2 separate regions of the Homo sapiens genome follow, and region 1 is linked to region 2. A link is an interaction called in ENCODE POLR2A ChIA-PET data of the cell type or tissue named here. Cell type or tissue: HepG2. All regions are shown on one strand. Each heading gives the region's core, and the rest is flanking DNA. Links, peaks and the distances in the headings are about the cores only.

What was found. ChIA-PET counts read pairs that join two places held together with the same protein. Peaks named below come from ENCODE experiments on the same cell type or tissue, not always from the same donor. Only the 100,000 strongest peaks of a DNase experiment are listed, where the experiment ranks them.
Region 1: POLR2A ChIA-PET joins it to region 2 with 5 read pairs; 6 of 35 experiments call an interaction of 5 or more read pairs at or near these places.

The regions. Positions count from the first base shown.
Region 1 is chr1:14,993,221-14,998,590 of GRCh38, reverse strand. The region is part of intron 2 of KAZN (kazrin, periplakin interacting protein); the gene reads right to left. Among named protein-coding and RNA genes, the nearest start is that of TMEM51-AS1, 160 kb to the left of the region's middle. RefSeq lists a silencer at 2,204-2,498. In HepG2, for the core only: no CTCF peak of the experiment used is centred there; a DNase peak (open chromatin) is centred at 2,290.
Region 2 is chr1:14,940,810-14,946,179 of GRCh38, reverse strand. All of the region lies in intron 1 of KAZN (kazrin, periplakin interacting protein), which reads right to left. Among named protein-coding and RNA genes, the nearest start is that of TMEM51-AS1, 210 kb to the left of the region's middle. RefSeq lists an enhancer at 1,554-2,149. In HepG2, for the core only: no CTCF peak of the experiment used is centred there; DNase peaks (open chromatin) are centred at 3,029 and 3,689.

The DNA of each region.
Region 1 (5,370 bases), core at 145-5,144, 52 kb before region 2:
GGCAGCAGAGTGAGATTCCATCTCAAAAAATAAAAAAATAAAAAATAAATGAAGTGGAGTCAATAAAAGCACCTCCATCATAGGGTATTATGAGGGTGAATGAGTTAATTCAGGTAGAGTGTTTGGGCTGCAACAGTGCTGCACCCAGAGGAACCCTCAAGGTCTAACCCCCAAAGTCCCCCCGCCACATACACACAGCCTCTCCTCTCTGCCTCAGGTGGGCTTTCTCTGGCTGTCTTCTGAGAGCAACATCCTTACCTATATTTGAGTTGATGCAGACAGAAGACGCAGAGAAGGCCCAGGCTCCCATATTGCAGCGGATTCCCAAACCTTCACACAGGCTAATCTTTGGAGCATCTTTTAGCCACAAAACCATGAAAACCATCAGGGAATCAGTGAAGTAACAGCAGGGGAGCACCCCCCGCGCTGCCCCTCCCCCCCGCCGTCTGTGCCAGCTGAGGAGCTTCTGGGGCAGTTCCCATCCACTGGAGAGTGTCCGAGGCCTGCCCTGCTCCTGGGCACAGACCCACAGTTCGACTTCCTGCCTGCCTCATGACAAAACCAAACACGATTAAAACCAGGCTCAATAACGACAGTGACTCGTTGAGTGCTTAGCCTGTCTGGGTGGTCTGTCCCAAGTTCCTCACATACATGAGTTGGAAAGTTCTACATCCATTTCACAGATGGAAGCTGGAGCTGAGAGAGGTTAAGCAACTTGCCCAAAGCCACACAGCAACTAAGTAGCGGAGCTGAGGTGGGATCTGATCATGCCCACCTGATGCTGTTGCTCTGTGAGGCCCCAGTGGACCCCAGGTGCCCAGGTCCTGATCAGCCATGAGGCTCTGAACCCTGCTGCCAACTCCCAGCCCAGCCCCTGCTCCTCCACCCTCAGGGGGCTGTCCACTTCCCCACACAGGCTTTCCGCATGGATTTACTGAGAATCCACGTTGTTCTGGGTGTGTGAGGCTGCTGGGGATACATCAGACACCGTCTCCCTGCTCTCCTGGAGCCGACAGCCAATAAACAGGAACTCAAGTAAAGAAAACAGAAAGGCCAGGTGCGGTGGCTCACACCTGTAATCCCAGCACTTTGGGAGGCCGAGGCAGGTGGATCACCTGAGGTCGGGAGTGCGAGACCAGCCTGACCAACAGGGAGAAACCCTGACTCTACCAAAAATACAAAATGAGCTGGGTGTGGTGACGCATGCCTGTAATCCCAGCTACTCGGGAGGCTGAGGCAGGAGAATCGCTCGAACCCGGGAGGTGGAGGTTTTGGTGAGCTGAGATCGCGCCATTGCACTCCAGCCTGGGCAACAAGAGTGAAACTTTGTCTCAAAATAAATAAATAAATAAATAAATAAATAAATAAATAAATAAATAAATAAATGAAAGAAAGAAAGAAAAGAAAACAGAGTCTGTGAAATGCATGAAGGAACTGAGACTCGCTGGAGGGGAGGGGATGCAGGGCAGATCTTGTGAGGGAAAATTCAGGAAGGACCTCTCCGAGCAGGTGACATTTCAGCTAAGGCTGGGAAGGATGAGGAGAAGTCAGGAACTCCAGGCATCAGGGAATGCTGGGGAAAAAAAGCACTCCAGGCCCAGGGATCAGCAAAGCACAGGGTGCCTGGGGGAACACACAGCCTCAGAGCATTTGAGGAACAGAAAAGGCAACGTGACTAAGCTTCCTGGGGCGGTGAGGTCAGGCAGGGAGGTGGGTGCGAGGTCATGGGGCCGCAGGCAAACGGCCCTCCCTCCCAGTGCCCCACATGCAGGCCCTGGAGCACCAGGAGCGGGGAGGCTCCGTGGTGTGTCTTCCTGCAAGTGGCCTGCCTTTGGGAGCATCAGCCCTTTCTCCTGGGGACTGGGAGAGGCCGGCAGTGAGGGAAGAATGGCCCTCGGTCGTGCGTAGAGAATGTAGGGGACACAGGGCCTCTCACAGACCCAGATCCTGATCTTGTCAGATCTGCACGCCCGTGGGAGGGTGCTGGCGGCAGAAACGCGTTGCCATAAGCCTTCTCCCCACTGCAGGCAGGTGTGGTCAGGGGACCTCCTTGGAGAACAAGGTGGGGGAATTTGGCAGCTTTCTCAGCATGGCGTCCATCCCCCCTACATTCCTGGGGCACCCACTGTAGGCCAGGCCCTGTGCCGGGTCTGATGATACAGTGATGACTAAGTCACAGTCCCTGCCTCTGAGGCCCCCATGATGTGCCGGGACAGCCAAGCAACCCAATATGTTAAAATCCAGTGTCAGGACCCAGGGAGAAGGGACTGAGGGAACAGAAGGGAAGGTGTGAGTCATCCTGCTTGCTGGTCTGGGTGGACAGAGACACACGGGAACAAGAAAGAGAAAGGCCGACCCAGTGACCCCTGTTCAAGATGCCAGGCACTGGGGGTGGAGTGGGCGGGGCATGAAGAGCCAAGACCCAGAAGGCCCAGTGAGTTCTGCGGTGAGAAAATAGCCTGGAAACTGACATGCACACTCGCGTCTGCTGTGCAGGGTATGGACCCTCTCCAGAGGCAGAAGGGGCTGGGGGCTACAGAGGGCCGCGGGCTGAGGATGGCATTAGGTGTCTTATAGGGCAGCCGCCCTTGGGTCCAGCTGACTGTTGACCCAGGTGGCCGGACCGGCTTATTTTCCAGGACAAGTTGGAAATCCACACTGTAAAAGTTTCCAACTTTTAAATGGTGGTAACAAATTTGAAAATGTTTAAAGCCCCAAGCAGACTCAAGAAAATCTCTCTGTCGGTCACCAGTTTTAGAGCCTAGAATAAATGAAGGTAAATATAAATCAGGCGAGGCACCCAAAGGCACCTGGGCTGGGCAGGAGAGAGCTTCCCGAAAGGGGCATTTTGGAAGAGTCCAGAGAAGAGCAAGTTGAGGAGCAGAGACAAACAAAAGCTCCCACTGAGCCCCTGCAGATGCTGGAATCCACAAGCTGTTACCAGTCTATTTTTTTTTTTTTTTATTTGAGGTGGAGTCTCACTCTGTCGCCCAGGCTGGAGTGCAGTGGCGCAATCTGGGCTCACTGCAACCTCTGCCTCCAGGGTTTCAAACGATTCTCCTGCCTCAGCCTCCTGAGTAGCTGGGATTACAGGTGCCCACCACCATGCCTGGCTAATTTTTGTATTTTTGGTAGAGACGGGGTTTTACCACGTTGACCAGGCTGGTCTTGAACTCCTCACCTCAGGTGATCCACCGTGCCCAGCCTGTTACCAGTCTCTTTATGATAGCAAAGGGAAGGGGAGAAGCACAACCCAGGAAGATTGTCCCTGGAGCGCCTGGTCTAAGAGAACCGGGATGTGGAGCAGCAGATGCCAGGCCAGGCTTGGCAGGGAACTCCATGAAAAGTCACGTGAGTTCACAGGTGGAACAGGATGGCCAGGGCCCAGCACTGGCATCACAGCAGGTATGTAACTGAGGGCACTGCCCAGAGCTCAGGCCTCGTTTTAAAGACATACACTCTGTCTCTTCCAGCTCCCCTCTTCCTCCAGGGCAGCTGCCCTTCCCGAGGGGCCAGCCAACCTTCCCAGCGTGAAATGCACAAGGACCATGTCCCTACTGACTCAGCCTCCTCCTGCCAGTCAAGAACTGCCCCGCTGCTAAGCACTACATCAGTGGTGGCCTTGGTGGCCCACGGCCTACTCCATGCTGTGTCTGAGGCATGGCAGAGTGGGCAAGAAGAAAGTGAGGGTGTCACTTCAGGGCTGGGGGGCTACTTCTCTCCAGAGGAACTGGCTGAAGTGACATCAGTCAATCCTCATGTTCCTCTTATAAGGCAGGTTTGATTATCCCCACTTTGCCGATGAATACACGGAGTCTCAGAGGGGCTGAGTCCCTGGCAAAAGGACCTGTAAATGCTACACACCAAAGTCAGGATTTGAACCAGACAGCATATTCTCCACTCCCCACGTGGCACTGCCTCTAAGACGCTGAGAGGAAGCCCAAGAACAACAGATAAGTGATGGTCCACAGCCCAAGAGGAAGGAAAAGAGAAAAAGCAAAACCAAAAAGACTGTGCAGCCAAATTGTCCAAAGTACAAAGGTGACTATTCCCGGGGTGACCCGGAGTCACTGAGAAATGCTCAACTGTGTTCCTCTCAGCCTGGATGGGAAGATGGGTACACAAACCTCTAGGAAAGCCTGCTGTCTCAGATGGCAAAACAGAAACACAATGGCACTGGCACCTACAACGGGGCCTTAGTAGATACCTGTTGAAGGCAGTGGTACAATGTATGGCGCAATGAGGGGCAAACTGCAGCTGTCAGCAAATGTCATGTGTGGGAACCTCCCCCAAGAGTCCAGGCTGAGGGAGGTGGTCTTGCATGCAGTGGTACAAGTGTGCCCGGAGGTGCCAGAGCTGAGAAGTCCCCAAGGGCCACGGCCTGCAGCCAATCTTTCCTTGGTGCCTCCTCCATTCTCCCCATGGCCCGACCCAATTCACAGGCCCTGCTGCCAGGGGCTCCCCTTCTGAGGATGGCTTGCAGAGGGGACCTGCTTCCATGGCCTGGGGGCCCAGGGATCAAAGCAGAGGACTATGAGATGCCCACTGTCGCCCCAGCAGGAAAGGCGACCATGCCTAAGAGCTCTACGTCGCACCTGGGAGGACGCATTAAACCACAAACACACCCAGAAGTCCCCGTAATCTCCCTTCCACAAGCCTGCATGGAGTGCCTGTCCTGTTCCCTGCCCACCCAAAGAAACCCTCCTCATCCTTCAAGCCCAGCTCCAATGCCACACACATCCGGGTCATTACGGCTCAAAGTTCTCTCTTCTGCCTCTGACCTTGGGAGATAATTACTTACGTGTGGGCTTGTGACCCCTCTCTCATAAGACTCAACGAACACATCAAGAGCACCCAGGATGGGCGAAGTCCTGGGCTCAGAAGTGCCCAGTTCTTTTCCTTCTCTCTCAGGGTGAAGCCTCCAGGGTCAGCGCGATCACCCCCCTCCCAGACGAGAGTCGAGGCAGCAGGGGGGTGGCGGCGGGGAGTGGGGGAGAGTGCAGGCCGAGAACACTGCTTGTTAGGGCTGGGACCAGGTCTGCAGACTCTTGGTAGAATTCTTTCCGCTAGGGGCAGACGCCACCTGAACTGATGATGATGATGATGATTATTTTTTTTTTTGAGATGGAGTTTTGCTCTTGTTGCCCAGGCTGGAGTGCAATGGCGTGATCTTGGCTCACTGCAACCTCCATCTCCCAGGTTCAAGTGATTCTCCTGCCTCAGCCTCCTCAGTAGCTGGGATTACAGGCTCCTGCCACCACGCCCGGCTAATTTTTTGTATTTTTGGTAGAGACAGTGTTTCGCCATGTTGGTCAGGCTGGTCTCGAACTCCCGACCTCAGGTGATCCACCCACCTTGGCCTCCCAGAGT
Region 2 (5,370 bases), core at 105-5,104:
CCTCACCTGTAAAATGGCCACAATGACAGTGAAGAGCAGTGGTTCTGGAACTGGATGGCCTGGTTCAAATCCTGGCTCTGTCCTTGGGTAGTTGTTTGACCCTGGCACGTCACTTCCCTGTCCTTGTGTGGAGAATGAAGATCACAATAGTATTCATCTCCCAGGGCTGCTGTGCCAATGCCTGAGGACAGATAAAAAGCCCCAGCAAGCGGCCTGGCACCCATGAGCCCTCCGTCAACACTGGCAGACAGCTGCTGATGCCATCACAGGGCATGCCTGACTCCATGGAGGCGACAGGAAAGGAGAGCAAGTCTTGGGCTCAGGCTGCCCAAGTCTTCCGGGCCGGAGCGGACACTTGCCCTTTGGTGGGAGGCTCTCGAGGCCGTGGAGCTTGAAAGTGCTGCGGGGCAGCTCACAAATCCATATAACTCACTCCCGATTACTCTCCAGCCTGCCTGAGCAGCTGCTCCAGGAAGAAATAAAATATGCTTTGCATACTTTAAATGTTTCACTTATGAAAACTGGCAGGGCTGCCTTTCTAAATTGTTTAGCAATAAAGTCACTAACGAGCAGTGTTTGAGGCTCTCCCCACCGGAGCTGGAGCCGGGCCGGGGAGCCAGCCGGGGTGGGGGGAGGGGGCAGGGAGGGAGGACAGACTGGCCGCCAGTGCGGAGACTGCTAGGGCTTCCAGAAGGCGCCATCTGGGATTTTTCAGAGGGGCACGGGGATCACATCCTGGTGTCCCGATGTGAAACTGGATCCTCCCTCTGGAAGCCAAGCCCCAAATGAGTGGGGGCAGAGGGGAGGGCCCTTCCGGCCTGGGACGTTTTCCCACACTCCAGGGCGCCCCGGTTTCCAGCCAATTGAGTTAATTGAAAAATTACCTTGGGCTGAGAAAGACCAGGACTGGGCCACGGGGGACTGCCTCACAGGAGACCCAACTCAGCCTCCAGCACTGGACTTCCACCATCTATAGCTGCGAGGCCTGCAGGGGTGCTCCTGATGCTGGGCACACATCCCCTGCAACCTCCCAGAGACCTCAGGGGTAGTTTCAGTCCTACTTGACAGATGGGGAAACTAAGGCAAAAGGGATAAGGAGCCTGCCCAAGAACAGAAAGCTAGGGAGCTGTGGGCCATGAGCCTCCGTGCAGCCTGGTGCTGTCCCCTGCGGTACTTTGTCCCAGGATGCTGTTCTGAATGTGTGGCAGGGCCACTGCGACCCCAAAACCCAACGAATGTAACTCGGAAGGAAGCCCAGAATGCAGATCAGCTGGCAGGCGGGCAAGAGGCCTCCTGCCCTGCCCAGAACAGGATGGTGCCGCCATCCGCAGAAGGCCTTGCTGCGGGCTGATATTGCTGATATTGACAAAGTGCTGAATAAAGCACTTTTCCCTCCTTCCAAGTGCTCACTTCTCTGTTTATCATCCCAGCTGCCTGGGAAGATTACAATGGTGGGTTTTATTGTCCTAAATAAAGGCCAGCCAACCCCAAGGCCCCGGGAACAGCACCATGACTCAGCTGGGTCACATAGGAGTCTGGGGTATGGGGAGGCCCAAGCCCAGTTCCCCACCTGCCCCTTGCCCCTGGCCCATCTCCCATGCACAGACACCAGGCAGTCCACACTGGAGACCGCCTCTCTGGGGCAGTTCATTCGTGTCCCCCTAGGACCCCTGCCTATTCGAAGGCGAGAGAGACCTGCAATTCCAGAATGGTCCATCCCATCTCCAGGGGCCGTGGCAGGCATGGCTTCTGAAACCAAGTAGGACACCAACGGGGGCCCCCACAGCTGTGTCTCCCCGGCATCAGGCCACAACCTTTCAGGACTAGAAATGAACACAGCTGATTAGAAAAACACCCTTACTTCACTTACAGAGTTTCAGCAGTTTAGTCTGTGAACCAAACATATAATTAAGGCACAGAAAAATGTGAGTTGCTTTTTTTTTTTTTTTTTTAGGAGGGGGAGCTGGGAGCGGGAAGAGGCAGACAAACTCAAGTCCCCGAGTTACCTTTATGTCTGAAGACAGAATTTCTTCCCCCACAAGAAAACTCGACCCTGACATAGAAGCTGCATATCCAGTGTGTGTTTTTTTGTTTTTGTTTTTTTTTGAGACAGAGTCTCTTTCTGTCACCCAGGCTGGAGTGCAGTAGTGAGATCTCAGCTCAGTACAACCTCCGCCTCCCGGGTTCAAGCGATTCTCCTGCCTCAGTCTCCCAAGTAGCTGGGATTACAGGCATGCGCCACCACGCCCGGCTAATTAGTTTGTATTTTTAGTAGAGACAGGGTTTCACCATGTTGGTCAGGCTGGTCTCAAACTCCTGACCTCAGGTGATCCGCCCGCCTCAGCCTCCCAAAGTGGTGGGATTACAGGCGTGAGCCACTGTGCCCGGCTCAACTTTTGGTTTTGACACTCACTGAGCACCTCGCCTGAGAGGCGATGCCGTCTAAGCAGCTAGAAACACATCTCCAAGCAAGGCATCCCAGCCACTTACTAACCAAGTGATCTTGAGCAGGTCACCTCACCTCTCCGTGACTCAGTTCTCTCATCTGTAAAATGGGAGTGATTGCTGTAGGGATTAATTGGGGGTCTATACCATAAAAGAACATTGCTGGGCACACGGCAAGTACTACATACATTTTGGTTATTATTTTCCCTCCTGCTCCTCCCTCAAGAACCACACTGCCTTCTCGTTGTGAGACCAGCCCTTGCCAGGAAGCATTGTCCTGGGTCCCCAGAGACTTCTGGAATCTCTGATGTAAATCCTCAGGTAGAACATTCTTTGCTGAGAGGTCTCCGGAGTAGGCTCTCCAGCAGCTGGCGGGGGGTGACTGCTGAGGAAGTGATCCTGCAATCCTAATCTGGAGGCTTGGGCACTATTCTGCTGCTGTCCCCTCTGGCTTTCTCTGGTTTCTGGACTGAAAAAGGTAGAGACGGAACTTTAATTCTTGCTCTGAGTGGCCTCTGACTTCCCACCAAATGTTTCCCCGTCTGTCTGGCTAGCTCTGCCCACAATTCACAAAGGTCAAACGCTGTTTCCACTCTGCATGCCGCCTCTAAGGAGAGCAGAGGAGAAAACTATTCGAAAAATGTAAATTAAAAAAAAAAAAAAACCCAAGGCTCTCCTCCCCAACACACACACACACACACACACACACACACACACACACACACACCACACACACACACACGCAGCTCACATCCAGTTCAACATAACACAAGACCACAACAAGCAGGAAGACAGAAGGGCGATGCCGAATTTTCACCAGTGGTGACCAGCTCCAGGCCTGCCTTTCTTAGAGGATTACAGACGGCCCTGCTAACCCAGACAAGGAAATCTCTTGTACAGAGAAGCATCCTTCCAGGTCCTCCTAGACACCCTTCTGGCCAGGTATTATAAGCTGCAGCATCTGGTGCAGCCCTGACCTGTGCTCTAAGCCCAAGAAGTGCCCATTGAGCTAAAGCTAGCCCAAGGCACAAGCCCAGGGGCAAAAGCGTCCTTCCATCAAGCCAAAGACCCCCTAGGACTACAGTCTCCTGGCCAGAGGTGCTTTCATGCCAAAACATGTTTTTCCTTAAAGCCACCCTCTACCCCTCATCTCCCAGGAGAAAATGATACTGACTAGAGAAGAGTAGGTTCTAGGTTCGGCTGCTGTAGGATCAAAGTGCGCAGCTTGAATAAAGAACAGAAGGTTGTGCAGAAACACTGCGTGTTAACGTTTGGAGCGGGTCGGAAGCGTTTCTTTCATCTACATGTTTTATTCTCTAAGTCAGCCTTCTCCTGCCCTACTCTCTTGAGCTGAACTTCTACTAGATCTTTCCTTTTTCCTCTCCGCACTCCACAAACCTCAAACCATATATATCCCTGGAACGTCTGGGGACGTTTCCTCTTTCCCGACACATCTGCAATAATGCCATGATCACTTGTGGCTGCTTGAGGAGGACAGGGGACAAATATGTGCACCCTGGGCGTACAGGGCTGGCAGGGGTGGGAGGTGTAAAGCAAAACAAGCCACATAAACACCGCAGCTTGTGATGCTTCAACACTGCCTCCACGCTTGGGTGAAGCTGCAGAAAATAAACCAATTGAAGAAATAAAAGTCCTAATCAGGAGCAGGTGTTTGCATTGTAACACGACTTGGGACACGAACAAGCCCTGTATAGTGGGCTCATTGCCACGTCTCTCTGGAATTGTAGGCTGACCACCAACCAAGCCATGAGGTCACCCCACCTCCAGCGGTAGACGGCCCATAGCTGCAGATATCCCAGAAATCCAACAAAAGACCAATGCCGGGTTCTAGTTATTCTCTCATCCTGATGCCTGGGACAATGAAGCCCAAACCCAGGAAGCCAGACAAGAGGACAGCAGCTCTCTGGTCCTTCTTTGGTGAACAGACAGCATGGATTTCAGCAAAGACCATGGGCAGAACCAAAGCGTTTTCAGCTTTCGGCATTCATGAAAATTAACTCAGGATAACTCCAGTGCCCAGGAAATCTTCCCTGCTCCTGATCTCTGGAGAAAGCTATACATCTTCGAAATTCGCATCTTCTCTGCATGTACACCTGCAGAAAGCTAATTCTGGGGAAGCAGGGTAAAAAAAACCGGAACCTCCCCACCCCACACCCCCATCCCACCCCCCAACCCAGGCTGCCCTGGCCTAGAAGATAGGCTGCTGATTCAGGTTACAAATTCCCAGGCAGAGAAATTCAACCTCCTTTTTCCAATGGTCGGCAGTTAATGTATTGTTCCATCTTTGCCCTCCTCTTTTTTGTAATCTCTCGGCTGAGTGCCCATGTTCTCAGGACCCTCTTGCCAAGAGGTGAGTATACTGTTTATTTGGCCTTGGACGCCACTCATGGACCCCAAAAGGAATATGTGAACTTGCCACTGCATGCCTTTGGGTCCCTTTTGACCTGATGGCACTGGGGTGGGGATGCAGGGCAGGCTACAGAAAAGGTGAATGAAGACGGGCGTGGTGGCTCACGCCTGTAATCCCAGACTTTGGGAGGCCGAGGCAGGTAGATCACCTGAAGTCAGGAGTTTGAGACCAGCCTGGCCAACATATAGTGAAACCCCATCTCCACTAAAAGATACAAAAATTTAGCTGGGTGTGGCGGCGCTCGCCTGTAGTCCCAGCTACTTGGGAAGCCGAGGCAGGAGAATCACTTGAACCCGGGAGGCAGGGGTTACAGTGAGCCGAGATTGCACCACTGCACTCCAGCCTGGTCGACAGGGCAAGGCTGCGTCTCTCAGAAAAAAAAAAAAAAAAAAAAAAAAAAAAAAAGAAAGGTAGAATGACATCTGTCTGGTCATTTCCACCTGCCTGGCCAGGCCCAGGCTACTGGGCTAGCCACATCCACCCTGATAGCACTC